Regions from separate parts of the Homo sapiens genome. Here region 1 is linked to region 2. A link is a loop called in an ENCODE intact Hi-C map of the cell type or tissue named here. Cell type or tissue: ovary. All regions are shown on one strand. Each heading gives the region's core, and the rest is flanking DNA. Links, peaks and the distances in the headings are about the cores only.

What was found. Hi-C counts contacts between places; a loop is a spot of excess contacts. Peaks named below come from ENCODE experiments on the same cell type or tissue, not always from the same donor. Only the 100,000 strongest peaks of a DNase experiment are listed, where the experiment ranks them.
Region 1: a loop joins it to region 2, with 3 times the contacts of the local background. A loop is called at or near these places in 2 of 110 quality-filtered maps.

What each region holds. Positions count from the first base shown.
Region 1 is chr16:79,341,826-79,357,289 of GRCh38, forward strand. It overlaps a transcript of MAF not described here. Among named protein-coding and RNA genes, the nearest start is that of MAF, 250 kb to the right of the region's middle. In ovary, for the core only: no CTCF peak of the experiment used is centred there; a DNase peak (open chromatin) is centred at 5,537.
Region 2 is chr16:79,396,953-79,412,416 of GRCh38, forward strand. It overlaps a transcript of MAF not described here. Among named protein-coding and RNA genes, the nearest start is that of MAF, 200 kb to the right of the region's middle. In ovary, for the core only: no CTCF peak of the experiment used is centred there; no DNase peak of the experiment used is centred there.

The sequences.
Region 1 (15,464 bases), core at 2,392-10,391, 58 kb before region 2:
GGAGAGTTGAGACTCATCCTGCAGAGAAAGTGATAAACTTGCTGGTGGATTGGATGTGGCAGAATGAACAGAACAGGGATGATGTTTGTGCACTTAGCAGCCAGATGGAAAGTGATGTGATCTCTCAACCACTGCTACTGCTGCTGCTACAACTATTATGAACAACAACAAAATTTATGATTGCCTTTGATTAAGCACCTACACACTGATTATAGATAACATCCACTTATTTCTTTGATCTTCAAAACACCGTGAGAAAACTACAGTTAGAGTTAGCCCCATTTTGGGTATGTAACACCGAATCTCAGAGAAGTTCAGGGACTTGCCCAAAGTCACCCGGCAGGTAGGTGGCACACCCGGGGTCCCAATCAGCTCTCTCCCACTTGGAAGCCCATTCCCACCACACAGCCTGCTTCACTTTCTTTCTATCTTGAATCTGCTCTACAAGTGCCCCTTGCCAAGAAAGAGGGCCCTCGTTGCTCTCCAGCGTCTTTGGGGTTCACATCCAGGTGTGTCTTCACAGTGTTGCATAAGTAAAGACATCCAAGAGGGGCTGCAGCATGAGGCAGTTAAAGGGGCTTGAATCTTGGACCCCCACTTTTTAACACTTCTCCAAAACTTTCTGAGCCTTTTTTTCTTTTATCAGATTTGTAAGGATTCCAAGAGGTGGCCCTAAATTTCCTGGGCAGGTAATCATTATCAACATCATCCCAATCATCACCGTCACCATCTCCATTACCATCACCATCACCATCACTGTCACCATCACCATCATCATCATTGTCACCATCACCATCACCACCACTGTCACCATTACCGTCACCATCACCATCATCATAACAAAATTAAGATCTGTTGAAAGCTAACAATGAAATAGATACAATACAAAACATCTTACTATTGACGCCTACTAGAATTCTGTGAGGTGGGTCACGTTACTAACCCAAAAAATAGATGTAAAAAGCAAGGCCTAGAAAAGACTAAAGAAGTTGCACAGATCACATGGTCCATGCATAGCAGAACCAGAATTGAAACTCATTAAGAGTTCATGGGGTTCTAGGCCTCCAAAGCGTTCGTTCTTACAGTTAAATTGCTCTCCTTACCATTAATTGCTTGAAAAAAGGAAGATGTGCAAATCTTCTCTGGTAGTTTTTTTCATCAACGTTAGAAATATGAGGTTCTTACAGAAAAAAAGTCCTCTTGACACTACCTGATAGTCACCTCAGCTAGCTGGAGACTGTGTTGGAGGCAAGAGAAAGTTAAGACTTGTCAGAACAAGCGAATGAGGTACAGGAGCAAAGAGGCATTCACGTCCCTTCGGGTGACATTGTATCATTCATGAAATAAATGTGTCCTGGTGCCACAAATCTAAGACTATAGCAAATTCTGCCTGTAGGATCTAATCAGCCCCAACCCCCCCCCAAAAAAATCTATGTGTGTGCTCCAGTTCTTCTCTTCCTGGTTATTTCCTCATGAGTGTCTCGCAGCATAGAAGAGGACTTCCTATGTTAGCCTCTGACTTGAGCATCTAGACTGTGAATGACCTCTTCAGAAAAGATGCAACGAGCATATTTGGAACTGGGCAATTGTGTCATATTATTGAAACCCACATCTGTGCAGATAACCCTTGAAGTGTTCCACGGAGTCCACAAAAAATTATACACACCACCACACCAACCATAATCGTAAATGGAAACTTTTTTCATTTTGCTTGAAAACAGATTGCCTGGTCTGTATCATTATTTGTGCCAGTGATATCGATACTTTCCTTGGCTTAGAGACATGCCTAAAGTGATTGTCGTGAATGCAAATTTTGTGGTAAAGGCCATTTATATTAGCAGACTCCTGACTTTTCAATCAATAATCTGTAAAATGTCATCTGGATTATGTCTCTCTTTGGATTATTTATTAGTATTCTTCCTGCTACAAACAGGATGGCAGATTTTTCTGTCTTTGGCAACAGGTCTGAAAATTTCTAAATGGTTTATTGACTTGGTCTTCCTACCCCCCACGGTCCCCTGCACACTCTGTTTTTTCTTGATAGACAACCTCAGGGTGTGGCTCTGACAGTTAAAAGCAAAACTGGACTTCCTAGGTGAAATCAATGTGATGTTTGCATTTATGCATCCTCTGAAAACTTTGAAATGTTCCTATCTGCTCTCTAGATCCTGGTCCAGTGAGTGTCATTTGCTCATCACAGAAGTATCTGCATTCAAAAGAAACTCTGTGAGCATGACCTTGAGGAGGCTTCCAAGAGCTGATCCAAGGAATTTCCTGACACTCCCTGGAAGATGGAAGCTGGTGTTTGCTACACACCTCCTAAGCACTCTGCCTCTCTAGGAGGGATGAAAATTGCATCTATACTGCTCAACAGCCCAGGAGTTAGGAGTCCTTCTATTTACTTTGCAGGTGAGGAAACTGAGGCCCCAGTGAGATTAAATAACTCACCTGAGACTACCCAGCTAGTAAGTGACTAAGGGCGATTAGACCCAAGTCACTGACATTCTTCAAGATCGGGGCTTCCCAAGCTCATATCCAAGTCTGGTGGGTATAAATCTCTTGGGGTCCTAGTTAAGCATATATCTAATTGTCCACAATGGGACAATTTTGAACCTGGAAGAGGGCGCTCTTAATAACTATGCTTGGACAACAGCATACATCAGGACTGTCCCATACAATCCAGGACATAGGTTTAAAGATACTGCCTGAACTAAAGATAGATAGGTTTCCACGTCCCATCTCAGACACATTCAATCAAGTCTCTAGAGGAGGCTCTTGGAAACTGTCTATATAATAAGTATCCCAGATGACTCTTATCATTGCAAAGAGCTGTCCGAATCATAGTTAGCCACTTTGAAGTCATCTAGAGAGCTTACTGAAACACTGATTTTTGGGTTATACCATCCTGTTTATTTATATTAGGTATGTCTGATCTGGTGCTCAGAATTTTGCATTTTTAACACATGCTTCCAATATTCTTGCTAAAGGTAGAAATCATTGTCAAGAACATAAGGACCGATTTGAAATGTAGCCTTCCATTTTGTTACATTTAGAGAGGCAAATCCTCATAACTTTAAACAAATGTATTCTATTCTTTTGTGAAGAATGTAATTAAAAAGAAGGAATATTCTCCACCACTCCCAGGCTGTTGTGTGACCTCAGGGCAAGTTACTTTGCTTCCCTGTGCCCCAGTTTACTTAGATTTACAAAAGGAATAATAATAGGAATATTTCAGTTTAATGAAAGTGTTTAGAATCATGCTCAGCATGTACAAAGAGCTCAGTAAATGTACCCTAACCGTTATTGTTTTCACTTGTACCTCCTTTTTCCCTAACCTGCTGAATGATTTGTATAGTCTTCTCATTTGTCAGTACATTATATATTACTTGATCTGATTATAATATAATGTGCTTCCTAAACTCTTGACCACCCTATTGTCACCTAACTTCTGGTCATCTTTTGTCACTCTGCTCAAAATCAATTTTGTTTAATCCTCATTTCATCCAAATTTGTCCTAAAATACAATGGCGATAAGAATTTTCTAAAATAATAACATGCTAACAATAAAAAGGAGAAAGAACTTGTATTCTAAAAACTGGAAAAGACATCATTAAAATATTTTTTTGGCTAGGTGTGGTGCCTCATGCCTGTGAGAAATTTGGGAGGCTGAGGTGGGTGGATTACTTGAGGTCAGGAGTTCAAGACCAGCCTGGCCAACATAGTGAAACCCTGTCTCTACTAAAAGCACAAAAATTAGCCAGGCATGGTGGTGGGCACCTGTAATCCCAGCTACTCAGGAGGCTGAGGCAGGAGAAGTGCTTGAACCTCGTAGGTGGAGCTTGCAGTAAGCCAAGATCGCGCCACTGCACTCCAGCCTGGCAACAGAGCAAGACTCCGTCTCAAAAAAAAAAAAAAAAAAAAAAAAAAAAATCTTTAACTTGCTTTATAATGTCTCTATAGTATTCCATTTTAAGTGTATATCATATTTTAGTTAACCAGCTGCATATTGCTGGAGATTTAGGTTGCTTTGATGTTTGGGTACTGTAATTATTTGTTTACTTATTTTTTTTTTGCTTTGATTAGCTATAATTTCCTCTAGATAAAGCCAAAAGAATAATTTTGAATTTGATCAATTTCATTCTGTTATGAATGGAGTTTGAAACATAAATCAGCAGCTTTTCTACTATGTTTCTCCGATAGGGCTCATTCTTTTTTTTTATACTTTAAGTTCTAGGGTACATGTGTACAATGTGCAGGTTTGTTACATATGTATACATGTGCCATGTTGGTGTGCTGCACCCATTAACTCATCATTTAGCATTAGGTGTATCTCCTAATGCTATTCCTCCCCGCTCCCCCCACCCCACTACAGTCCCCGGTGTGTGATGTTCCCCACCCTGTGTCCAAGTGTTCTCACTGTTCAATTCCCACCTGAGTGAGAACATGCAGTGTTTGGTTTTCTGTCCTTGCGATAGTTTGCTGAGAATGATGGTTTCCAGCTTCATCCACGTCCCTACAAAGGACAGGAACTCATCCTTTGTAATTCTTTCTCACCTCAATTTGTTCTAATGAAAAACAAGGCCAAGAATTGGCTACAATGAATACTGCTAAAAAATAAAAAACAAATGATACTCTGAAATCAGAAGAAAAAGGGCGTCATTCTTTGTCTAACGGCAAAGAAAAAAAAACCTTTCTCTTTCACATTTAAATCCAAATAATGCCCTCCAAGGCATTAGTCTTCAACCTCAAGGATAGAAGAAGGATTTTGAAGGTGATGATGGATGGTTTTCATTTTATTATTTGAGGTGAAAGTAAGTGTTGTGGTGGATCTACACGATACCAGGGAATCCATATGTCTTCTACACGGGGTGTGAGCCAGTACCCCATATTCATAGTTATACTGCATATTTGTAATGGAGACTGAAAACAACAAGAACTTGACAGGGGCATCACGTAGAGATCTATTTGCACATTTCTGATGTTTAAATACCCAAATACCGTCCTTTTGCACTTTTTTCCTACATGGAAGGGAGAATTGGCAGATGATGCTGTTAGCATTTGATAAGATTTAACCTGCAGTCAAAATAATCCCATTAGGTTTATTTTTTTAAGCTCCTCAATAAAGTAAGACCAACATTGGGTGTGACTGGTTGGAATTATGAGGACAGATACACCTGAATCTGAACTCACACTCAGCCAAATGGCAGCTGTGTGACCCTGAGAAAGCTCCTTAACCCAGCACCTAGTAGGGGATCTGGCACGCAGAGGGCTCTCAACAAATGCTTCCTGTTCTTGTGAGAAACTGGCCAGGCTATTTCATTTGCTAAAATCTGTGCAGCCACACAGAACTTCCATGAGAAAGAAGGATTCTTGCTGGAGGAATAGAACTTTCCGTTTTGACTGCAGCTGCACGTGTGGGCGTGCAGATGTGAGAGTGAGAGGTGTGCAGACCCAGGCCTCCCTCTATGCAGGGCTCTTGCCTTCCAACCAGCTCACCCCCGGGGCCTCACCTAGTGAGTGGGTCACAGACAGCAGCATGCGAGTAGCAGCGAGCCAGGAGTCTCGGTCATACCATTTGCATAGCACGTTAGAGTTGACAAGGAGCATCGGCTCCAAACCCAAAGCGAAGCTGTTCCCTGGATCTGTTTTAATGGGCATCTGCGACTTTTGTCCTCAGCACGGCTGGAGTACATCTTCTCTGACACGGCTCCCAGCCCTCCCTATTATCGAGAAAAGTTCTTGCGCTTCGCATGCACCGAGCGGGGAACAAAAGCGGCAGGGGAGGTGTCAGAGAAAGATCTGAGCCGGGTTTATAAATGATATGCTGGCAGTCAGCTCCGCCGGGCTGGGGACAGTCCGGCCATTATCAAGGTCCAGAGGGGTTGAACTGGCAGGTGGATTCCAGCTCTGTGGCACAACCCGGGCCAAGAGCTCAGGGATCTCCTAACTCCTGTCTTAGGTACCAAGTCACCGGTCATGTTACCCCAGAGGTCAGACTCAGGAACCATGGATTCTTTTGTCCCAGGCGAGAACAGTGGGTCAAGTGCAATCACCTTTGTTTCTCTCCGTGGTGGAAGAAAGGGATGTGTGTGTATGAGTGTGCGTGCATCTATATGTATACATGTATATATAATTTTTAAATTAGGGAGTGAAGGAATTCCACTCTTTTTAATATTGTCCTTTCAATGATGTCTCTATTTGCATAGTTCGATCCTCTTTCCCTACTCAGCGTCAACATTAGTGTGACCTTTTCCTGCTAATTGGAAAATCGTACGGAAATAAACCCTGTCAGAAAATGAGAAGTGACTCCCCCTTTGGATGGCCAAACGGCCTCAGAGGGGGAAAGAAGTTCTGAATTTCTGTTCCTTTTGCACACACTGCAAAATCTTTATTACTTTGGAGAGCCTTGAAGCTCAGTAATGCTCCTCCAGTGCAAGGCGGAGTAAATAAATTTCTTCTTATGACCACTTTGGAGAAACACACAACCAGATTTACTCAGCAGGGATAGATAGTGGACAGGATAATGAAGACAGAATAAGAATATGATCGGGGTTTACAGCCTCTTCTGTCTCTTTAAAGAGTTTTAATCCTTCAGAAACAGGATACGGGGTCCATTTCCTTAAAGATACAGTGTCCCTTCTGGGACACGTAATGTTATAAAAAGCTAAGATGTAACATCTATCTCGCAATATTGATTGGCACTTTAGTGTGATAAAAGGGGTTGAACCTGAAGGGGAAAAGAGGAAAAAGGTAACTGAGAATTACTCTTTGAAGAATTCAAAGTGTCCGTATCATCATATCAGGCCAAACTCCAACGACGGGGAAACAAAAGCATGGCTTGGGCCCAGTGACATCTGCCTGCATGGCGACATGGTCAGGGCGGGTTTCAGGGATAACTGATTCACCTCCATCTGGAAATGACTGTGTTTTGAAAAGCAATTCTAGTGATTCTTATGTCATATTCTGGTGATTCTGAAATTAACTCAAAATGAGTCAGGGCAGATATTCTGATCCATTCTCGAGGGGCTAAATGGCAAGGTCCTGTCTCATGAGAGGTGTTGTTAAGCGTTCCGGTGACCCAGCTGGTTGACCTCAAGGCCCTAGATCTGGTGAAGTTGATTCTACAGACCCTCTTGTGTGCCCACCATCACTCCCCCTGCACCTGAGCCTGGTCCCTCCATTGCTCTTCCCCCAGATGTGGTGATTGGCTGTATCTGCAGCAAATGATGACAGCTAACATTTGTTGAGTACTCACTATGCAACAGGTGTTTGCTAATTCTCATAACTTCAGTGGCGGGGTTATTAACTCAGTTTACAGAATAGAAAAAGGAGGCTCAGAGACGTCCTCTGCCTTGCCCAAGGGCACACAGTGTGAAAGGGCAGCAGAGCTGGGACTCAAAGTAAGTCACCCCGAGTCTGAATCCCATATTGTCCTACTCATAATGCCCAGGTCAGGCTCCTAAGAGGGACTTGAGGTTGTCCTCCTGTGATGAGGCATCCAAGACCCTACACCTTCCAAAGAACCCCGATCTCCTTTCTATTTGTGGAGGACCCCAAGTGTTTTCTAGCTCATCTGTTTAGAAAGTTACTTCTCTCTCTAGACCAAATACCCCTTCTCTCTTGTACATCCTATCAGGAAAATGCAATGAGGTCATTGCCAATTTCAAAAACAACTACCTTACAACCCATTCGGGTTTCACTCTGGAACTAACCACCAGCAGACACCAGACTGACCTGGGTCTGCTCAGGAACATACGGCCTGCCTCTCCATAGGCCTCCTCACCCAGAGGATAGCTGCTGTCTGTGCAGGAACCCAGAGGATCATGCCCTTCACACATGCTGGGACTAGGGGGGCATTTCGTGGTGATGTTTGGCTTCAGTTTAAAACTCTCTCTTGCTTTAGGCCATGAACACCTTTTACACCTGTCTTGTCCAAGATCCTCCTTGGGCTGCTAGCTAGATTGAAAACCTAACTGCTTGCCTGTGCGTTGTGAAAGGCCCTTTGCAATCTGCCTTCAATTCCTCTCAGCACACCATATTCTCCCTCAGTAATTCCAAGCACACACGCTCTATGCTCCACTCATACTGAACTTTTCATCGTTTTCCAAAAGTATGGCACCCTTCAAAAGTCTTTGCCTTTGCACTCTGGTTGGCTTTCCTCCTTTAAGGCACAATGAAAAGTCACCTCCTCCAGGAAGCTCCCCAGGACTGCCCCAGCCTGAATCACATTATGTATGTACATCTCTGCTCTGGCTTCCTCTGGCCCTTTAAACCTTCTCCCCAACCCCAGCTCTTGTCAGCAACCTGTGTACAGATGATTTTTCATATGTGCCCTCTCTGTCTCTCCAAATGAGGATTTGTTAAAGCATGGACTCTATGGACCTAAACCAGCTATGCTTGTTGGTGAAATGAGCAGGCGAGTAAGTTAACCAGCACTTCTAAAAGCCCACTATGTGCCAAATCAGCAATAGGCCTTGGAGTTACTGACTCATATAGAACAATCCTTGACCTTAGAAATCTGTCTGCCTCAGGCGAGTTCTGACCCCAGCAATAGGATTTGAGTCTCCAGCTGTGGACAAACGAAATTCTATAGCAGATAAATGACACCATTGCAGATCCTGGCTGATTGTCCACCAAATCATTTTCTTTTCTTTCTGAGCACACCGCTGGACTACCCTTTTCCAGCCCCCTTTGCAGTTAAACGTGATCACCTGACTGCGTACTCAACAGTAAGCAGAAGTGATATGCATCCCTCCAGGCCCCACGCTGAAAAACCTCCCGCTGCTTTTCTCTGTCCTTCCCAGCCAACAGTGGGCTGGAGAGGGTTCCCAGGACCCAGTAGAGGGCAGAGCCACAAGATAGAAGAGGCCTGGGCTGCTGAGACCCTGGGTATGGGAGGGACCCTGCAGGGACCTGCCCTGGGAACCTGTTCAAGCAGGCATTCCAGCCTTCAGTGAGCAAGAAATACAAAGTTGAATGTGTTAAGCTCCTGGAATGTCAGAGTTGTGTGGTACAGCAGGTGGCCTGCCTAACAGTGAGAAGTGTGTGTGTGTGTGTGTGTGTGTGTGTGTGTGTGTGCGTGTGAATACAAGGTCTCTTAGACTTACTATGTGCTCAAGAGGAAACCCAGATGATCTGAGAAGGCCTGGCCCACATTCTTTTTTCACTTGCAGCTTCCAGGCTTGAGAATCCTACAGACACACTGGCCACTTCCCGGGGAAGCCTGATCCTTGCTCTGCCTCTCCATCAGCTGTCATACAAGTGGCATGCTCACTTGAAATGCTGCTTCACGATTGAGTCCTCATTTTGGAAAGTGACTACATTCTCTGTGGGGTTCAGTTTCTCTTTTTGCATTTGGAAAACTCTCTTGGCTTGTTTATCCGAGGACTGCAAAGCTAAACAGTGGGGCTGCCTTTGCTCATCCCTTCCTTGATGCCCCAGAGAGGTGTGTTGCTGAACATAGTTAACAAGGAGTAGAGGTAGCTCTCTACTAAGTGGGAAAGGCCTCCTGCTTTGGTGTTTGCAGAAAAATTCTCAGCACATCTGAACGTGGTCCTCCCACCTCCTTGTGTGTTCAGGGTTCATGCTCCAGGCTTGCGGGAGAGAGGTTTTATTGTTGTTGTGTCATTTTGTTTTGTTTTTAGTGGCAGGGTGCTACAAACTAGGAAGTAGCATAACTGTGACTTTAAATGCTGCATCTCTATGCAGAATGATCACCCAGAATCTCAGAGTCACAGAGACCCAGAATCTCAGAGTCACAGAGCCCAGAGACCTCTGAATTCCAGAATCTTGGAATTGTGGATTCAGGGACACTTGGAAACAGATTTTTTTTTTTTAAGCAGTATCCAAGGCCACTAGTTTCTGGGGCTTCAGCAACCAGAAAGCCCATTGCCCACCCCACTGAGGTGTGGCAGGAAGTGACATCCCAGGTTTCCAGTGACAAGTGTCGGGCAGAAGCCTGGAACGGCAGCCTGAACACACAATTGTTGCCTCAACACATTGCTGGGAAATGTGGCAGCTTCACCATGGATGGGCTTCCTCCAGGGCTGCCTTTTTCACTTTGTTACCCCTGGAAAAAGTGCAATGACACCGAAAAAGCCAAGCCACTAGTTTTTCACACCCCAAGATAAGCATGCCGGGACACCATCCAGTGATGGAAATGTCACCGTTGAGATGACATCTCTCTTTTTGGCCCTGGTTCTTGCCTCTGGATCTGGGCTGCCCAGAAAGGATCTGTCCAGAGCTCTGTCCAGGACTAGTTCTTAGGGGAGATGGCACCTGCTTGAGGGACCTGGGAAAGTAACTGAATCACAAAATGTTCTGCCAAGAAGCGGAGGAAGCCACACCCTCAACTCAGAATTAAATCATCCTTTCAGCTTCAGGAGGGTTTAGGGCCAAGCTCCGGGCAAGAATAATGTCACGGGGAGACTCTTTTACCTGTTTCTGTCAATGCAAGACTCCTTAGAAATAATCACGTATTCCACGTCTTCTATAATTATAGAGGGTGCTCTGGGGCACTTGGGTCTCCATGTTGGTCCATGGCTGGGAGTAAGGAGGTGTCATAGCACTGAGGTGGGGTCAGGGTGGATGCCTGACGTTGCCTTTTATGAGCTGTGGGAATTTGGGCAGTTTCTGAACTCCTCTAAGCCTGAGAATTGTTGAAGGAATCCCATAAAATAATAACAGTTAATATCCATGGAGCACTGGGTGCTAGAAATTGGGCTACATATCACCCCAATAAACCTCAGCAGCTAAGTTTATTTATATTTTTTAACAGATTTAACCAATGAAGAACCAATGCCCAAGAACCCTCAGCTAATAAAAAGTAGAGGCAGATAGAACCCAGTCACTGGCTTTCAACCAAACCAACAGGGCAGGGCTTCTCGGCCTCAGTGCTATGGGCATTTGGAGCCACATAATCCTTTGTGGTAGGGGAATTGTAGTGAATATTATAGGATGTTTAGCTAGATGCCAGTAGCACCCTCACCCAAGTTGTGATTACCAAAAACGTCCCTAGACATTGCAAAATGTTGCAGGGAGGTATTAAATTACCCTCATTTCTGAACCACAAAAATAGATGGAGAATCAAGTGGGATATGGTGCCTGGAACATGGAGTATCAACTCAATATATGTCAGTATAATTCAAAATTTGTAACTTTTGGCTTATAACGAATGTCAAGGGCTGCGAGAGAGGGGAGAGAGACACAGTGATAGATAGAGATGCCAAATCAGTCTTCTCTGACTCCAAAATCATACAAAAAAAAATGAAATTTATAAATGATGCAAACTCACCAGGAATTTTTTTTTTTTTTCAAGACAGGGTCTCACTCTATCACCCAGGCTGGAGAGCAGCTGCGCAATCTCAGCTCACTGCAACCTCTGCCTCCCAGGTCCAAGCAATTCTCTTGCCTCAGCCTCCTGCCTCCCAAGTAGCTGGGACCACAATGGCCTACAACCACACCTAGCTAATTTTTGTATTTTTAGTAGAGACAGGGTTTCACTATGTTGCCCAGGCTAGTCTTGAACTGCGAAGCTCAAGTGATCCGCCTGCCTCGGCCTCCCAAAGTGCTGGGATTACAGGCTTGAGCCACCGTGCCTGGCCTCAAACCAAGAAATTATTCAAAGTTATTTTGAAGTTATGAGGCTAATGGTCCCTCACACACTTGATGGCATGAAGTGTGCTACATAATATGATCTCCGTATCAGGGGAACGGGCACTGAGAGTCGCCGGTAGGGAGGAGCGTCATCTGCATAGCACCTGTTGTATATCATGTCCTGCTAGGATCCTGGTGTTCCTGGACTGTTTAATTCCCCTAAGAGCCCTGTAAGGTGGGCTGCTATTTTTCTGCCTTTGGAGAGGAGGCAACTGAGGTCCTGAGAGGGTAAGGGACTTGGCTAATAGTATACAGTCTGCAGCCCAGACAGGATTTAAATCAAAATCTTTTAGACGATGGTCCTCACTCCCTGAAGGAAAAAAGAAAAGCAGATCTCAAAGTCTTATTTAGTGTCTTGTGGATGGGAATGATCATCGTTAACACCTAAAGCCCTCCTTCAGTGTTTTCTAGACCCACAAACCTTTCTGGGGATCACTGCACACTTACCAGCATGCCATGGTCTTCATGGAGACCAGAGATAAGTGGGGTAGAGACACATAAGCAGATCATTTCTTTTTCTTTTTAAATTTTTGAGACAGAATCTCACTCCCATCACCCAGGCTGGAGTGCAGTGGTGCCATCACGGCTCACTGCAGCCTCAACTTCTGGGGCTCAAGTAACCCCCCAGTTCAGCCTCCCAAGTAGCTTGGACTACAAGTGCGCACCACCGTGACTAATTTTTTTGGGTTTTCAGTAGAGATAGAGTTTTGCCATGTTGCCCAGACTGCTCTCAAAGTCCTGGCTCAAGTGATTCTCCTGCCTTGGCCTCCCAAAGTGCTGGGATTACAGACATGAGCCATGGCACCTGGCCACAGTAAACAGATGGATTCAGTGGAAGGTCAGGGATGCAACAGGAGAGGAACACACGAGATGGTGAGGAGCAAATAGGAAGAAACCTAGTTCCTGGAATGTGTCTGCAATTCACCATTATGTGTGCTGGGTGACAGGCACACAGGCCACATGTACCTTTCGGCCATAGTGGGAGTGGGGACAGAAGCAAATCAGGGGGACTTCCCAGTAGAGGGGAGAATGGGTGAGATTTGAAGGATGGAAAGCACTGAGACTCAAGAGAGAAGTAGAGAAGGTGTAACTGGCCAGATAGCCAGGAATTGCAACCATTCCAACAGTTCACATCTCCTTGTAGGGACAAAAGGGATTGGTACTGGGTGATAGCAATGTGCCATTTTATGCCCATTTGTCCAAGGAAAAACTGTCCTGCAGGACAAAACAGTTCTCCTTAGGTGTAATTTAATTAGATCCTCTCCACTTTGAGCGGGATTTCCATGCCATCCTGGAGCCCAGAACCATGGAAATGATAAAGCTGTCTCAAAAGGAACAAGAATTGAATTCTAGTGAACACACACACAGAAAAAAATAACAATCCCACAAAACACACCATGTGTATGAGAAATCCAGAGAGATAGTGTCAGATTAGAAGGAAAAAATAAGTGGGAGAGAGAACCCAAGTGCTGGCAAAGCTCTTGGCAGGGGATTAAAAAACCTGTTTGGGAGACAGTCAGAAATTGTTTCATAACATTTGAAAACCCAAGTTGGCTCAAATGTAAAAGATTTCTTCTTCCTTGATAAGATTAGTTTTTCCCCCTCATCTATTTCAACAGCACCGAAATAATCTCCACTTTAGGACAATTAATCCAAAGTCTATCTTGCAGGATCCTAGTGAAAACTCCAGAATACATTGGCAGTACTTGCACCTATCTCCCCAGTGTTTCACAACTTTCCCTGCTGGAAAACGTATCTCACATTCTTAAAATAGAGTCTTATCTATGGCTGAACTTGATGGACATAGAGTTGAATTGACAGCTCAAAAGGAGGCAGGAGGAACCCCAGGTCAGATGTAGCTCAGGCTGTGGTCGTCCTGTCCCCAGGGATGAAGTTTTGCTCCAGTGGGATAAGTACAGCCCAGCGGAGTCAAAGGACAGTTAAAGAGAAGTGGCTCTGAGGTCCTCCCATGGCCATTGGCCAAACAGTTCCAACCCCAAGGCAGAGAAGTGAGAGAAGGAGCCTGGAATTTGGTGCTGGAGGACCATGAATGTATTGCTCTGGCCTCCCTGAGCCTCAGCCTCCTCTTCCATGGAGAACGTCCTATCTCCCTGGTTTGAGAGTTATGTGAGAATAAGCATACAGTAGGGACTCAAATATGATTTCTTTGGAATCTAAACTAAAGTTGTTTCTAGTACTCAAGAGATAGGAAATGTGGTACAAAAAGAAATTCCCCTGTGGCAATCCGTGTTGAACTTTTGCAGGGAGAGATAGGAACAGATCAACTCTCCCGGCCTCCACTAGCAAAGTGGCTATGGGCGGCGTGTGGGGAGGGGAACGTGGTGGGGTCCTAAGTCTTCAGCATCCCTCTGTCAATATTCCCAGAGGGAGATGAGGCTCTTTCCAAATTGAACGTACATGAGTTCCAAATAAGATTCTGAACAACCAGAAAATAGCCTCGTAATCCTTCTACAACTAATGTCTCTAGGGAATTCTCCATGCCTCTCTCCTTTCTCCTCCCCGGAGAGCCTCCTCTTCCTACACATACACATTCATACACACACGCACATGCACACACACACGTGCATCCCCAGGCACTCTCACCTACACACCCACACGTGCATTCAAGCACGTACACACTCAATGCACTTATGCATACTCACACTCACAAATGCATGCATTCACATACACTCATACATGTGCACACACACACACACACATGCACTCACACACCCTTGCAATGCACACATTCATGCACATGCTATACCCTGCCATCACACATGCGACACAGCTCTCTAAAACCCAGTTTTTCTTGCAAGCTCTCAATTTTAACTAACGAGCAGGAAATTCACAGGCCACATCATCATCTCGGGTGTCATGATGCAGTCTGGTGGCCTGGTTTTGTTGAAACCAATGCAGCGCTTTTCTGGGTCTAAATCTCTTATTCTTGCTATAGAACCTTCCCAGCCTAATATCAAGCATGCTTGAGGCTTTCTCCCTGCCTTCCTCACGTGCCTTCCATCTCCTCAACCTTGTGACTCACATTTCTGCAGCCTGGAGCTGTATTCCCTGAAGATTCACACCCCTAGGTCTCTGAGCATGCTCTCCTGTCTCTGCTTTGCCCAGCTCTTTCCTTCACCATTCACTCCACAGGGCCTTTGGATGTGCTGTTGCTGCTGCCTGAAACACTTCCCCCCACTTTCCACTGGCTCTCAGTTTAGTTATTATGTTTGCAGGGACATCTTCCTGAACCTCTGTATAAAATAAGTCCACCCTACAAACATTCTGACCACACCTGGGTCCAAGGCCACATGCTGTTGCTCTTGGGCCCCATAAATGCTTGCACTTGTGGGTCTTTTCCTCCCTTAAAAGGCATGAAAAATTATATTTGACAACTTGTATGAAGGTGAATGTAGTCCAGGCTGGGTTTATTACTATCTAAGCATTATTATTCTATTCATGTTTTCTTTTTAATTGAAAATAAATTAAAACTAGACCGGGGATGGTGGCTCATGCCTGTAATCCCAGCACTTTGGGAGGCCAAGGCAGCTGGATCATCTGAGGTCAGGAGTTTAAGACCAGCCAGGCCAACATGGTGAAACCCCATCTCTACTAGAAATACAAAATTAGCTGGATGCAGTGGCATGCGCCTACAGTCCCAGCTATTTGGGAGGCTGAGGCAGGAGAATTGCTTGAACTTGGGAGCCAGAGGTTGCAACGAGCTGAGATTGTGCCATTGCACTCCAGCCTGGGCAACAGAGCAAGACTCTGTCACAACAACAACAACAACAACAACAACAACAACAACA
Region 2 (15,464 bases), core at 4,785-12,784:
CCAGCTGGCCTTGCACAAATATCTACCATGCTGTGGCTATGCACCTGCACGAGTCATTTATTACCTTCTCTGAAGTCGGTTGACTCATCTGTAAAATGGGACTAAAATGCCGACCTCATCCAGGTAAGTTGCCAGGATTAAGTGAGCCAACCAATGGATGGAAGACATTTACTGAATGTCTGGGCACACAGCATAGATTAAATACAACCTACTGTTTGAATTAATCATTGCTTTGGTTTGAATCCTTTGGCAATCTGTGTCTTCCACAACCATGGGGCCACATGCACTGAGTCTTTACCGTGGTTTTCTTGCCCAAGAGGGGGAAAAAAAAGCACGGGATCTCATCAATGTGTGGAGAGTTAAATGCAGATTAATGCTGCTTTGTTCTTTAAATAGTGCAGAGCATATGTCTTACTCTGTGTTTATCTGCCTGTCAAAATCAATGGTGTAAATAATGAAGTCGTGTGATATTTGAATATTTCTACTGCTCATATTTTTTTCATTCTAATTAAAGCCAGAATGTTCTTTTTTAGAAATCAGTATGAATAATAAAAACCCAGCTGCCTGACTCTAATATTGTAGTTTTTGTTAAAACATTTTTTTAACAAAAGCAAAGAAGTGTGTGATGATGACCGGCTGGATGTAACCGGCTGGTTGCATAGATGATGGACCATCTCCTGGAATTCCTGACATCCAGGGCTTGCTAGTTCCCTGCCCTTCCTGGACCCTGTGTTATCAATGCTTTGCAGGGCATAGCTGTGGGCACTGATAAAAGGCATTGCTATCCTTGGGGCCAGGCTGGCTCTAAGGGTAGAGCCCCCCTCCCCGGTGAAGAAAGGCATCCTTAGGACCCCAGGAAGTTAGAAGAACCTGAGGCACCTCTGGCCATGCCCCAGCCAGGGTGCTGCTGATTCTACCTACCTAACCAAGGTGACCAATAGGCCTGATTCTGGAGAGAAAGATGTATCATTTTTCTATTGCTGCTGTGATAAATTACCATGAAGGTAGTCACTAAAAACAACATAAATTTATTATCTCACAGTTCTGGAGATCAGAAGTCTGACCTGGGTCTCGCTAGGCTAATATTAAGGTGGTTTCAGGTTCGCATTCCTTCTGGAGGCTCTGGTGGGGAATGTGCTTCCCTGCCTTTTTCAGTTCCCGGAGGCCACCTGCATTCCTTGGCTTGTGGCTCCTTGCTCCATCTTCAAATCAAATCACTCCAACCTCTGCTTCTATTGCCACATCTCCTCTCTCTTTGACCCTCCTGCCACTTTCTTATAAGGACCTTTGTGATTACGCTAGGTCCAGCAAGATAATCCAGGATAATCTCCCCAAGGTCAACTGATTAGTGACGTTAATGCCATCTGCAATTTAATTAACTTGCAGTATGGAAATTAAATTAACTTAATTTTCCTGTGACATATTCATTAACAGAGCATATCCCCATTCATATTTGCATACTCCTCAGGGATTAGAGCACAGATATCTTTTAGGATGTGGGGCAGGGATGGGTGCATTATCCAATCTGCTGCAGAAGAGGAATGAGAAGATGGAGGGAGATAATATTGCCTTCCAGGACTCATGGAACCAGGTAGCAGAGACGGAGTATCCTAGAGATAGAAGTCTGATGGTATCAACATCACAGGCTTGTGGCTGAATTCTGTGCATTTGTGTCTATCTGTATGTGTGTGTGTGTGTTGCATGCTACATTGACACAAGGCTCTCTGAGGTCCCTACCTTGGACTTGACCTCCCCATCCATAATGAATGGCAAATCTCCCACATCAGCCTGCCCTGCTCAGCTAGGCCCCTCTGTCTGGCATTCTCTTACTCATTTTTTGCACTTCTCCTACTCAACCCCAAGACTAGGTTCAGATTCTCTCCCCAGTTGAGCTAGGCCAGGCATTCTCTGCCCCATTGCAGGCTTGGTTCAAGGAATACATCCTAGCCCCATGGCTCCCTGGAAGAACACATGCCTTGCTCCATTCTGATTGCCTGCAGTGTTGTCCATCTCCCTTACTGGACTGTGGGTTCCAAAGGGCCGGGAGAGATTAATCTGCCTCTCAAGTGCCCAGTTCTTAGCATTATGCCTGCAATAGGCACTCAGTAGACAGACAAGGACTGACCTGGTCAAATCCCTGTGACGTTGAGAGGCAGTGCTCCGTGGGCGTTGGAATGGACAGACCTGCCATTGAATTCCTACTCTAGCCTTGAGTAATTATAGGAAACTTTCTAAGTGCTTTGTCATCCTGGAACCTCAGGTTTCAGATCTATCAAATGGGAATAAAGATAGCATTATGGGCTGTGCTAAGGAGGAGGTGAAAAAATTCTTTGTAAAGTGCTCATGACAAGACAACTATATATTAAGTGCTCAATTATTATTATATCATCATCATCATCACATGTCTTGAAAGGAGGGAGCACTGCTCACCCTTTGTTAGTTAAAGATGGTTCAGTAGGGTTGGCTGGAAAAGTATTCTTCAAATTGACTGCAAAGTAGAGCTTTGGTCCCCATAATTTAGGTGATAATACTGAGGCCTAACATCATGGCTTCAGCCTAGTCAGAGGGCAAAGAAAACTGACACCAATTCCTTGGGTTGTTTTCCATTTTTCAACTAATTTTAAAAAATCAGGGGCTTGTCACTGATACGCCCCAGCCAGGGAGGGGTGTTTTTGAGGGATAGAAGAGGGTAGAAAGAACCAATGATACAGTTTCCAGAGCCCTTGAGCTAAGAAACATAACCGAGATCAAGGCATCAATAACATAGGAAGGCGGAATCATGCACCTGCTGTCTTACCTGGCTATCAGGTAGAAGGGGGTTACCAAAGCAGGGTGAAGATTCGTCCCAGCTTGCCCATGATGGTGCCAATGTGTGCCTGTATCCTTACTTAATTATTCATAGTCTCAACTTTTCATCTCTAAAGGATCCTAGTTGGACAATAAATTACGTGGCCACACTAGTCGAAGCTCACGTGGGTTAGTACCTGCCCAAATGTAAACTTAACCCTGGCAAAGACATCATAACCAAGACCACCATTTCAACTAAAACCATAATTGTGAATAGTAATGGCAGTACCCGACACAGGTCTAGAGCAGTCTATTTTGCCTCCAGGGGAGAGTTGACAATATCTAGAGACATTTTTGGTTGCTCCAGGACAGGGTAGTTGCTATTGACATCTAGTGGGTAGACACCAGCAATGTGGTTAAACATCCTACAATACACAGGGCAGACCCCACCACAAAGAATGAATTGTCCCAAAATATCAGGAGTGCCACAGTTGAGAGGCCCTGGGCTAGAGAACATCCCTTTGTGGCTTGGGGTGGTAGGGTAAGGATCCGAGATCAACCATTTATTTTCAAATTCTGACTACAACTTGTGCCAGTTGGGTGGCCTTGGACCATTTCTGAACATCACTCTGCACAGGTTCTTCTTCATCCCATGGAATAAGGAGAATTCCAACCCCACAAGGTCTTAGGAAGATTTAGTAAACTACGCCCTGTTGTGCTCATAGCACAGTGCCTGGCCTGGTTAAGTACTACAAACATGAGTTGGAGTTTATACTTCTGGGGAGCTCTTTGCTATGCATCACGTCATTTGTTTCCCAGGCTCCTCCACTCTAAAATGGGTAGAAGAATACCCCCTTCACGGGTTTCCCAGGAGGCGAAAGAGATAATCTGTGATCAAGCATCTCCTGATTGGGATCTGACTATTCCAGACCACTCTGCAAAGTAAACAGGTCAGACATTATCTCTGCCTGCAAGGCGATTTGATAGAGACCCTATACCCGGAGGCAGGAGCCAGGACTCCTGGCGCCCAAGTTTTGGCCTTGGCCATCATGTTTGTGAAACTACAGCAGTCGACTTTCAACCTTTTGTTATTGGGAATGAATGTTGAGAAATGGCCTGGGGTATCTTCCGGGGAAGGAGGAGCTGCCACTCCAGGCCCAATCCTGTCCAAAGTCTGAGCAGCTGATCTGCCTGTCACAGGGAGAGGCATGATAAACACAGCAGGGCTCACACATACACAGGCGTCCAGCCCTGGGGCCACAGACTCTGTCCGCTGATAAGGAGTCTTGGCCTTGTTCTCAAGAACTTCACCAGGAAGTGGTGAGGTCGGCTCCCTTGGGGCTTTGAACCTTGCCCCTCACCATCTCCCAAGGCCCTGCTTCATTTGGGACAGGGCGTGGCGCTGGGTCCTCACTCCTGATCAGAGACCCCCTTGCTCCACTGCCTATTCTCCCGCGTGGATTTCTTTAAGCTAAGTGCATTTCTTGATTTCCTTTTTCACTCCCCAAACTACCTGTGGTGGTTAACTCTGTTTCAAATAGATTCCGATTTAGTTTTTCTGAGCACTTACTGGATACCAGACACTGCCTTGCCATTCTCTCATGGAACTCTCTCCTAGACCCCATGAACGGTCATCCACTGCCAACTCCAAACAGGAAATGCAGCTCAGAGATGTTAAGTAAGTTGCCCAGAGTCACACAGTCTTCAAGTGGGAAAACTGGCATTTAAACCCAGGGTCTACTGAGAATACACTTCATATATTTTATTGGAGCAGGGAGAGCTCCTCCCTTTAAATTGTTGCTCTTTCTACAAAATAAGCCAGTCTGGGACATTAAATTAATTAGTGGAAATGTACTCATGAACTTTAGAGAAAGAAATGATGCCAGGGTACCACTCTCACATTCCAGTGTGTACCCATACAAAATAATAATAGTGATAATAATAATAATCAATGAAATTTTCGGGCCGTGTGGTACGCAGAATACGGAGACCAGAAGGGAAGCAAAGCAATTAGTGGCTATCATACAAGAAAGGGAAGACAGAGTCTAGGACAAGAGCTGCTGAGATGACAGCTGTGAGATGAAATGTGTATCCCCAAGTAGGAAGGGGTTTGGCTAGGGTCATTGATGGTGGTTGGCTGCCCTGGCTCCAGGCCTGCCGCATGCCCCTGCCATCAGTCAGCTCATTTAATCTTTACAAAACCCTTGAAAATGGGATGCTATCATTACCCCCATTTTATAGATGAGGACCCTGAGGCCAAAGAGGTTAAATGCCCAAAGTCACACAGCTACTAAGTGGCTAGAAACATGGACTGTGGGATCAGAAGAATGGGAGGTTCAATTCAGACTCTGTCATTCTCTAGCTGCCTGAGGCTAGCAGCTTAAGCTAGCAGAATTGCTGAATTTTTCTGAGCCTCTGTTGACCTACCCATCAAATGGGGAGTGTGGCAGTCCTCTCTTCATAAGACCTTTAGGAAGCAAGTGAGGATTAAATAAGATCATGAGCATTTGCTTGACACAGTATCTGAAGGACAGAAACAATGGGTAAAAAAGGCTGTTACCCAGGGTTTAAACCCAGGTGTGGGTGAGAAGGAGAGAGAAAGCGAGCAGGAGACAGATTCTGCTGGCTTGGAAATGGGGAGCAGGAAGGCCCCTGCTCTCAGAGAGTTCAGGCCCACACCTAGCCCTTTCAGAGGCTACAAGCATTCTTCCAGGGGCCTCTCACACTTCCAGGCCCAGGTGGCCACAGGGCGCATTCCTGGAAAACACTGGGCCAGTGGGTGTGACGGGGGAGAGGTGGGGCGCTGGGTGGGGCCTGGCCTACCTCCAGGAGCAGGGCTGGCGTGCAGGCTGAGGCCAGAGGAAGGCCAAGGTTAGCCAGCCCAGCTCCAGGGGAAAGGTTGGAGGTGCCAGGGGTGCGGTTGGATAAAGGCCAAAGGGCCCAACTGCTTGGCAGGGCAGGTTTCTGGAGCCCCCATGACTGGCACCAGACCAAGAGGGACAGGGATTCATTGGCAATGACGCTGGATTAGGACACTCTTTCCTCTTGCTCTGTGGAGGCTCTCACTGTTGTACCTGCCCATGCCTGGGTGTCCATGGGGGAAGTTCCAAGGAGTAGAGGAGGGAAACGTCTCAACCCACATCCTTCAGCTGAGCCCAGAGATCATGAATGGGGTTGAGCTGGGCACATGTGGAGGTTGTGGAGCCTTGGGAGTCCTTGCCCACCCATGGTTACCCTGTTCTGGCATGGAGAGGGGCTGGGCCCTGGTTGTGAGCAGACCTGGGTGAAATCCTGCCTCTCTCATAATGGATTTCAGCTCTTTGATGTGGCAGATGACTTCACCTGCATGCCAGTTCTCTTATCTGTGAAATGGGAATAACTGCAGTAAATGCCTCGTGACATCATCGCATAATAGCCAGCACCTTCTGGCATGTCGTTCAATGCACCAGACTTTCTAGTGTATCCATGTTTCCCGCTAAAATGTATGCCCATCAAAAGCAAAGACTCTGTTCCATTCAGCTCCCGATTTTCTGTAGCTAAAAGAAGCCCTGGAGCGGTATAGGGGCTCAGTGTATGCTGAGCAAATGTATGGGTAGAAATCACAAGCTCTCGCCTGGGTTATCAACCTAAGAGGCGAAGAAGAAAGGCAGCCCAGAGTGCTTGAGACAGCCTCAAACGCAGAAAGGTCTCAGCATCAGGATTGCTCCAGTATCCAGGGCAGTGGATCAAGTGCCCGCCCCTCACTTCCCTGCCTCTGTGCATGCCCACTGCCAGGAACACCCTCTCTGGTCAGTGCTCATCCTTCTCTTTGCCTCCCTTAATGCCACTCTTTAGGTTTCAGCCCACATTCAAGCTCTGCCAGGGGCCTTGCCTGACCCACGAGGCTGGGTTGAGTTCCTCTTCACCTCTGGAGTCTAGCAAGGCTCACACCATGGTGAGATTATTTACTTGGTCTCCTATATGGACTATGAAACTTGAGGGCAGGGATAGCAACCTAACATAGGAAAAACATACGATCTATATTTCTGAACAAAACAGTAAATAAGAGGGTGGCTCAACAACCAAAGGTCACCAACGACATCACAGGGACAGCACTTTGAGGCTCAGATGGATTTCACAGAGAGCCTTTCTTTGTGGCATGGATGGCTGGGGAGGGCGAGAGGCATGTCTTCCTTCCATGGTGCTTCTCTCCTGGAAAAGTTGAGAGTTTGGGCAAAGTGGAGGAGGGAAGTAATAAAACAAACTCACCTCCGTCCATGCAGTGTGGACCATGCATCACCACGTATTTCTAAAAACATTTAGAATTTGAAGAAACCCTGTGAAACACTTTCCACCTTGATCTGTTTCCATTTTTAACCAGAACCTACCAGTGAAGATGTCCGATTTGTAGGAGCCCTTAACATGCATTTTACCGTCTGGATTTTCTTTTTTTTTTTTTTTTTTCAGATGGAGTCTCATTCTGTCTCCAGGCTGGAATGCAGTGGCACAATCTCGGCTCACTGCAACCTCCGCCTCCCGGGTTCAAGCAATTCTCCTGCCTCAGCCTCCGGAGTAGCTGGGACTACAGGTGCCCACCACCACACCGTGCTAATTTTTGTATTTTTAGTAGAGACTGGGTTTCACCATGTTGGCCAGGATAGTCTCGATCTCTTGACCTCGTGATCTGCCCGCCTTGGCCTCCCAAAGTGCTGGAATTACTGCGTGAGCCACCACGCGTGGCCTGGAATTATTTTTAAAGCATTTTCCCCTTGAAGAGCTAGAGAATGGGTACATCGAGGAGAGACTGATTCTTGACAGGTGTCCTGAGACCTGCACTTTACTTACCGCATGGGGTGCCGCAGAGTCAATGAATGACACACATTGAAATGACAAGCGCTTCAATCTCTCCTTTTTTTTAAATTTTTTTTTTTGCAGCCTGAATACTACTTATTCTTAACTGTGAGTGAGACTGGGTACGTCTCCCCAGTGGATGACAGCCATCACAAACCGAATTTGTGAAACCCAAAAAGGGAAATCTCAGACTGACATAGGCGTGTAAACTCAGCTTCCTGGTTTTCAGCGCCACTGAGGGGTGGCAGCTAATGAAGCAGCAAGTCCCCAAATGTATTTTTTCCCCATTACAAATCGCTCCCCTCCTTCTCTCTCTCTTCTCCCCAGACACTTACAAATTCACTCACTCCCTCATTCTCTCCTTCAGCATGTACTTATGGGGTGTTTACAGATTACAGATGCTGTTGGTTAGTACCGAACCACACAGGTGTCACTGTGTCACCGGGTACTGGAAGATTAGATGGTGAGTCCCACATGCTGCTCCAGTGTTCCTTCTTCAGCGTGGGTGACACTTTGGACTCAATGATCTCGAATACTCCCATATGCAGCAGTATGGCAGTAAATCCATGTCATCTAGGAATCCATCAGCACTCTGAGGGATTTATCCTAGGACCCCAGGGGAGAAGGGAATGTCCAAAGGATGGAGGGGCCATTCTGAGATACTACCCTTTGAGGTGTCTCCCTATGTTCTCATGAAGTCTGAGCAAGAGGTTCTGGGCACCTACATGGGGACATCACTTCATCCTCTGGGTGAAGAAATTCACTGACCTGAGCCTCACAGAAACAAAGTTTCAGATGATCTAAGAAATGAAGGACTCCCAGAAACCTGGAGAACAACAGGCTGCATTACAGACTCCTATTAGTTGAGAAAGTAATTTACCATCTGAGGTGACAATGCCACTGAACAACTTTCATTGTCTATGTAAACATGGGGCATAGAAGTCACTTCTTCCTCCTTGCTCTCTTGTCCCAGGGAGGAAAGCATGGTTTTGACCCACACCGTTTATCCCTTCAATTCGCCTTAGTGCAAAACACACAGTAAAGCTGATTTTTCCAAATAGCAAAACATTTAGGTCCTGAAGAAAGACTTCGAATGTTCATACAGATCTAAGTTGTGACCTTAACTGTAGTAAAAAGATCCATCCTTTAGATTATCAATGATCATAACTAATAGTCACTGAGCTCTTGCATTATCTTATTTAGTCCTCAAAACAGTGCAAAGAGAGGTAGGAGGTGCTCGCCTCATTTTGGAGAGAAAGAACTTTGGACTTCAGGTAGCAGATGCCACCCGTCAACCATCTCATTTCCTCCCAGGCTTTCCCATTTCAATGCACACCATTCACACTTCCAACTGCCAGCATCATCAGTATCTCACTGCCCACGGCTTCTTTGGCTGCAGAAGCCCACTCTGTTCATGGGTGTAGCAGGCCAGAAGCCACAGAGTAGCCCTCAGCCAATGGCTGACTGGGGTTGGTGTATAAATACCCCAACTCCCTCACCTCTGAGGCTCATGCTTTACATTGCCTCCCAGAGGTCCCCAGTGAGATTACTTCCAATTGCCCACAGTGACCCATCCATGGCCTTTGGCTGTTCCCTGCTGCTTTCCCTACACGCCTGCAACTGCTTCCCAGGATCTCCTTCCAAGTCAATTACTTGCCTTCATATCCTGTCTCAGGGTCTGTTTCAGGCAGTAGCCAAACCAAGACAGAGTGGTCTGGCACGTCCCCAAGGAGCATAGGATTCACATGGTTTCTTAGTCTCTTTGGGCTGCTATACCAGGATATCATAGACTGAGTGGCTTATATCAACAGAAATTTATTTCTCACAGTTCTAGAGGCTGGGAAGTCTAAGATCAAGGAGCTGGCAGATTTAGTGTCTGGTGACACTGAATTTAGGCTGGCTTCCGGGTTCAGGTTCATAGATGGTGCCTTCAAGCCATGTTCTCACAGGGTGGAAGGAGCGACCTCCCCAGGGCCTCTTTTAGAAAGCCACAGATCCCAAACATGAAAGTTCCACCCTCATGATCTGATCACCTCCCATAGGTCCTACCTCCAAATACCATCACATTGGGGGATAGGATTTCAACATATGGATTTGTGGGGAGTGGGGCATCAACATTCTGTCTATAAGAAGAGTCAGATCTGAGATTTGACTCTAGTTTCCTATGACCCCAAAGCCTGTGTTTTCAACCGTAAAACGGATGCATTACCTTATGGTGCTCCAGATCTCTTTCTGTACATGTGCCCAAGAAGGGCAGAGCCGCTTCCTGCCCTTCCTGGGACAGAGGAAGAAAGAAGACAGTGGACCTGATGAGACTTGCCCCACATCCCAGAGCCAGTAGGGGCTGGGCACTCTCCTAACTCCTTGTCTGATGCTCTCAGCAAACCGAACAGGCAGACTTCTGGAGCTGCAGGGACAGTAGGCTGCCGGCGCGTCACACCCAGCCGGGAAAGAAGCACCTAACTTCTCCCGATTTGCTCAGCCCACTTCCAGCATGTGCTAATATGCGAGGTTGGCACCAGGGAGGGTGTCGTCTGGCAGTGCTATCCTTCATATGGAACATTAAGCTGAGGTCCTGCACAGTCCTGAACATTAACCATCCCCTGGTACCCATGAAGAAGAGCTACGGGTTTTATTAACCTCGGTGTCCTGGACGCGTTGCGCAAGGAGTGCCATCATTAACCCACCTCCAGACGGGGGACAGGGGCCTCTTGGCTAGCTCTGTTCCAAGCACGCAGGCCCTACGAAATGCCATCAATAATTTAAGGAAACTACCAAAATGTGACCATAAAGGATATAACTTCACCTCAAGGATGGTGATCCATAAAGATTTTGTGATAGTAAAAACTGCTCTTTGTTCTGTTACAAGCCCTTTGAAAGTTTCTCTCTCTTCCTCCCTCTTTCCCTCTCTCCCTCTGCATGTGTGTTTTGTAGTGGGGGTGAAGTCCTGTAATCGTGTTCCTGCAATTGGGATTTAGCTGAACTCACGGTTTAATTATTCCTAACATCATGGCCATGGCACGACCCATTAACAACAGCTCAGCCTGTGTTAGGAAGTCCCCCTGGTAATCTCAGAAGCACATCATATCACTCATTTTTTTCTTCATGTCAGAGATTTTTTTTCTCTACTTCCAGACATATGGCTTCATTATAAAAATGGAACAAGCACAAGAGCACCCCTCCGTCCTGACACAAGTTGAATTTAAACAGAGATCCAGTCGAGCCGCCCCACGAAGCCAGGTTGCTCGCGGCTTCGTTTCATGAATGCCTCAATTCCTGTGCTGGTTGATGCACTTTTAATTTGCATCCTTTATGCAGGCTTACAATTTGCAGCTGACAGACAAGGAAAGGGGCGGGTTATTTCAGGGCCAGGAATGAGTATCAAGGATCCTAAGAGAGGAAATTCCTTCTCAGAGGGAGATCGACCCTCATGACAGTTTTACACATGAAGAGGCGGGCGCCATAAGAGAATGAGTGATTAACTACATGTATTTGGCTTTTTACCTTTCAAAAAAAAAAAAAAAAAAAAAACCTAAAGGCGTGGTGGAGGGATGGTTAAAAGCATGTGCTTTAGCTTCAGAAGAACTGGGCTAACATCGTGGCTTTTCTTTTCTTTTCTTTGTTTGAGATGGACTCTCGCTCTGTCACCCAAGCTGGAGTGCAGTGATGGGATCTCGGCTTGCTGCAACTGCCACCTCCCGGGTTTAAGAAATTCTCCTGCCTCAGCCTCTGGAGTAGCTGGGATTACAGGTGCCTGCCACCACGCCCAGCTAATTTTGAATTTTTAGTAGAGACGGGGTTTCGCCATGTTGTTCAGGCTGGTCTCAACCTCTTGACCTCAGGTGATCTGCCCGCCTCAGCCTCCCAAAGCGCTGGGATTACAGGTGTGAGCCACCGCACCCAGCCACATTGTGGCTTTTCTACTTATTATCTCATTGACTTTTAATAAGTTGCTTAAGTTCGCTGCACCTCAGTTTCCTTCTCTGTAAACTGGAACTAATAATCTGTCATAAACTTTCTTCCTTCCTTCATTCTTGCCTTCCTTCCTTTCTTCCTTTTTCTCATTCTTCCATCCTTCTTTTCTTTTTTCACTTCCTTCCTCCCTGTTTTCCCCTCCCTCCCCTCCATCCCTTTCTCTCTCCTCCACTCCCTTTTATTTCCTCCCTCAAATAATGTATTAAACACCTACTGTATTCCAGAAACTAAACTAGATACTAAGGATACAGAAAAGAATAAGGGGAATCCCTGCACCCAAAGGCTTCATTCCAGCTTTGTTAAGAAATCAGATGGGGGGTCATATAAGAAGCACTTCTCACATTAAAAAGAGTTATAGAAAAAAGAATATTTTTATTGTAACTGTAGAAGTAGGTATTTTTTACTGCTTTTTTTTTTTTTTAAATTAGGATTGCACATAGACCAGAGTTTTCAAATTGCGTGTGTCCCCACCTACCATAAGGGGTGGGTGGGTGGGGGAGTCACCTAGACTACAGTGTGAACAGCACCTGGAGTTGTGTAGCAGGACGGCATTGGAAGGATGATCAAACAAAAGGTGTCCAGGTTCTCCTCCTCACTCTCAACCTGAACAGAAACTCTTTTTAGGCGCCTTATAAATTGGGCTTGTATTCTAGGGATCCACTTCAAATAGAAAAAAACAATAATATTTGAAATCTAGTGATCTTGGGGTTCAATAAATGCCTTTTAACTGAGTCAGCGATCCAAACGTTGGCATGGAAAGGAAGTCGCGCTGTTTTCTTGTTTTCCAAGAAATCTGTACAAGAAGACTCCCAGATAGCTCTGTCCTTATTCTGCACACTCAGAACATTTTCAATTGAAGGCTGAGAGACATCTGTGTTTCTGAGCCTGCCAGGTGTTTGTGAACCCTGTGTAGCCCACTGGAGCTGAGTTCAGCTTGCTCGATAGCTTGGGTCCAGCATTTCCCATGACAGGAGCCCGTGTCTTCACATAACAACTGCTGGGCTCTCTTTGCAGGCCCGAAGCCCACCCAGGAGGAGTGATTTGATTTACACGGAGTAGTAATAACCCTCAGCCAAACCCAGCTCACTGAATCCCTCTGTAGCTCCTGGCATGGTATAAACAGCAACGCTCAATTGCCCAGAGGGTTGGCTGCAGCAAAACTTGGGGAGGAGGAAGAGGGTGTGAACAGAGACAGGAGAACAAACTTAGAAGGCCATCCCTACTCTACAGAGGCTAGATCAGTGCTGTTCAGTGGATCTTCCTGCTAAAATGAAAATGTTCGATATCTGCACTAATCCCATAGCCACTAGCCAAACGTGGTGACTGAAGCCTTGAAGTTTGGCTAGTACGACCCCTAAACTACAGTTATTGTCAATAACTTAAAATTGTTAAAGTGAACTAAATATGGCCTGAGAAAGACTCCATACCTCTATATTTGAGTCCTTGTGGATGAATTGCAACCTAGCTTAATAGGTACACAAGATTGAAAACCTAACTTAGGAGTATGCACCTGTAACCACAGCAGAGTCTTGGCGAATCCCAGTGGCCATACTTCAACCACTCATACACTGCTGAGTGTTCAAACTGTGTTCAAATAAGGCAAACATCGAGCTGTAACCAATCCAGCCGTTCCGTACCTCACTTCCGATTTCTGTACGTCACTTCCCTTTTTTTGTCTATAAATCTTTTTCCACCACATGGCTGCGCTGGAATCTCTGTGAATCTGTTGTGATTCTGGGAGCTGCCCAATTTGCGAATCTTTCATTGCTCAGCTAAACTCCTTTAAATTTAATTCGGCTGAAGTTTTTCTTTTGTCAAAGTTAAATAGCCACATGCCATTAGTGGCCATCATATTGAACTGAGCAACTGCGAACACACTCCAAATTTCTATGAGTAAATCAGCTCATTGCAGAAGATCATTTCCTATTCAATTCACCTATGTGGTCCACAGATAATTAGTGTACCTTCAGTATGAATCGTGCCCTGCGCTGGGTACATATGTGGAAGGAAATACAAAGTTAGACAAGTCCCTGATCTCAAGGAGCTGCTCACATTCTGTTGAGAAGGTCAACCATGGCAACCAGTAACATGCATGGCTGTGACATGGGATGAGGGCAAAGAAAAAAGAGTAGAGTGAATGCAGGAAGGCTGCATGGAGGAGGCAGCATTTGAGCTGCTCATATAAGGTTAAAGAGTTGTTCATCTTCCAGAGAAAGGAAAGAGCCTGGACAAAAGCTTGAAACCATCGTGTGACCATAGATGGCAGATGACTTGTAGGGGCTGGGGTTTGGGTGTGAATCAGGCCTGATTGGAGGCAGAGAGGCCAGAGATAACCCTTTGCATAGAGGTGGATACCTGACAATGAAGGACCTTACGTGATGTTCCAGGGAGGGGGGACCTGACCTGAATTTAGGATCCCTTGACTTTTCCTTAGATATCGGTCTTAGGGACCTTAAATGCCCTCACTAGTTCCATCCATTTTTCCTTCCTCCAAGACCAGCCTGAGTACTGCCTTCTGCAGAGACTTCCTTTGATCTTGCCTTTATTCACCAACTCCTCCCTTGTCCCATTTTAGTTTCCACTCCCCAGTCACTATTCAGGTGATTTTCCATAATGTCCTTGATTTTGTTCGCCTTGCAGTTTTCTCACAAGACCTCGAAACCTTGGTGGCTGGGACCTCGCCTTTCTCGTTATTTTTTGTCCCTCAAGCATTCAAGACAGGTGCTCAGTAAATAACCTCTTTGGTGAATTAATTGGGTTTTCTATGTCACATCCCTATTGACTTGGACATGAACATCATCTAAATAATTCTAATTCCTGTATTATGAACACTTGAGTTATCTGCCCCATATCCATCCCCTGAACCTTTTATTTTGTGTAACCAACCTCAGTGTCATTCAAACAGGCCTCTGAAGCCTGCATGACAATGAACATTGGGGAAAGCCCTGGAAATGTTTGCAGGGCAGAAGATGAGAGCCCTGCAGGGGTCTGTTTGGGCTTCTTTTCATCTAAGTCTGGTGACTTTTGCCCTGAGTGATGGAGGCAACCTATAAATTGAGGTGAATCACCTCAATTACAAGTCATTACAAGATTTAGCTGTGTGATGCCAGACATCTGGCCAACTCCAACTACTATCTTTATTTACTGAATTACTCTGTGCAACTTTCTAGACACACCATGATTTGGGCTCCCCCAGGCTTTTCCTCTTGCTGCTCACTCTTCCTGCATGTTATGCCTTTACCCACAGAGCTATTCCTCTTCCAGATCTCTACTCTGATCTTCAGGTTGTCTTCCTCAACCACCCAGGCAACCTCGGCACTCATTTCTGTGTTTCCTCTGCACCCTTTAAAAACATATGTAGTAGGGTCACCAGAGAGTTAGATGAGATGGTGTCTGGATGGTATGAAAGCTCCATAAGTGGCAGTAGTGTTGCTGTTGTTACCAGTACCACGATAATGACTCACTTTGTGCGACACCTTGCTTCCCTTGTGCAGACTGAGCACTTAGTACACGTCAGGCAGAGAGTGAGTGTTTTCTAAATGATTGAAATATATGAGGATAGTCTCAGATGAATGAGCCAGGCCTTAAGATTCACAGGCCTGTGACTGGGGGTAATTTAGAAATAAAACATGCAAGTACAATATGGCAAAGATGAGCTTTCAGGGAGGCTGATGTCAAGAGCACAAGTTCACAACGGTGAGGTACAGTTGTGTTCAGATAAAGGGCCAGTTGACACCCTAGAGGGTATGATTACCGTGGTACCAGGTATGTGCAGGTGGCAGATAAGCCACCATGTGGAGGTGTTGGGGAAGGGCCCTATTGGCTTTAGGGTCCCCATGTCTGTGTTTCCTCCATTGTGAGTAGTACACAGC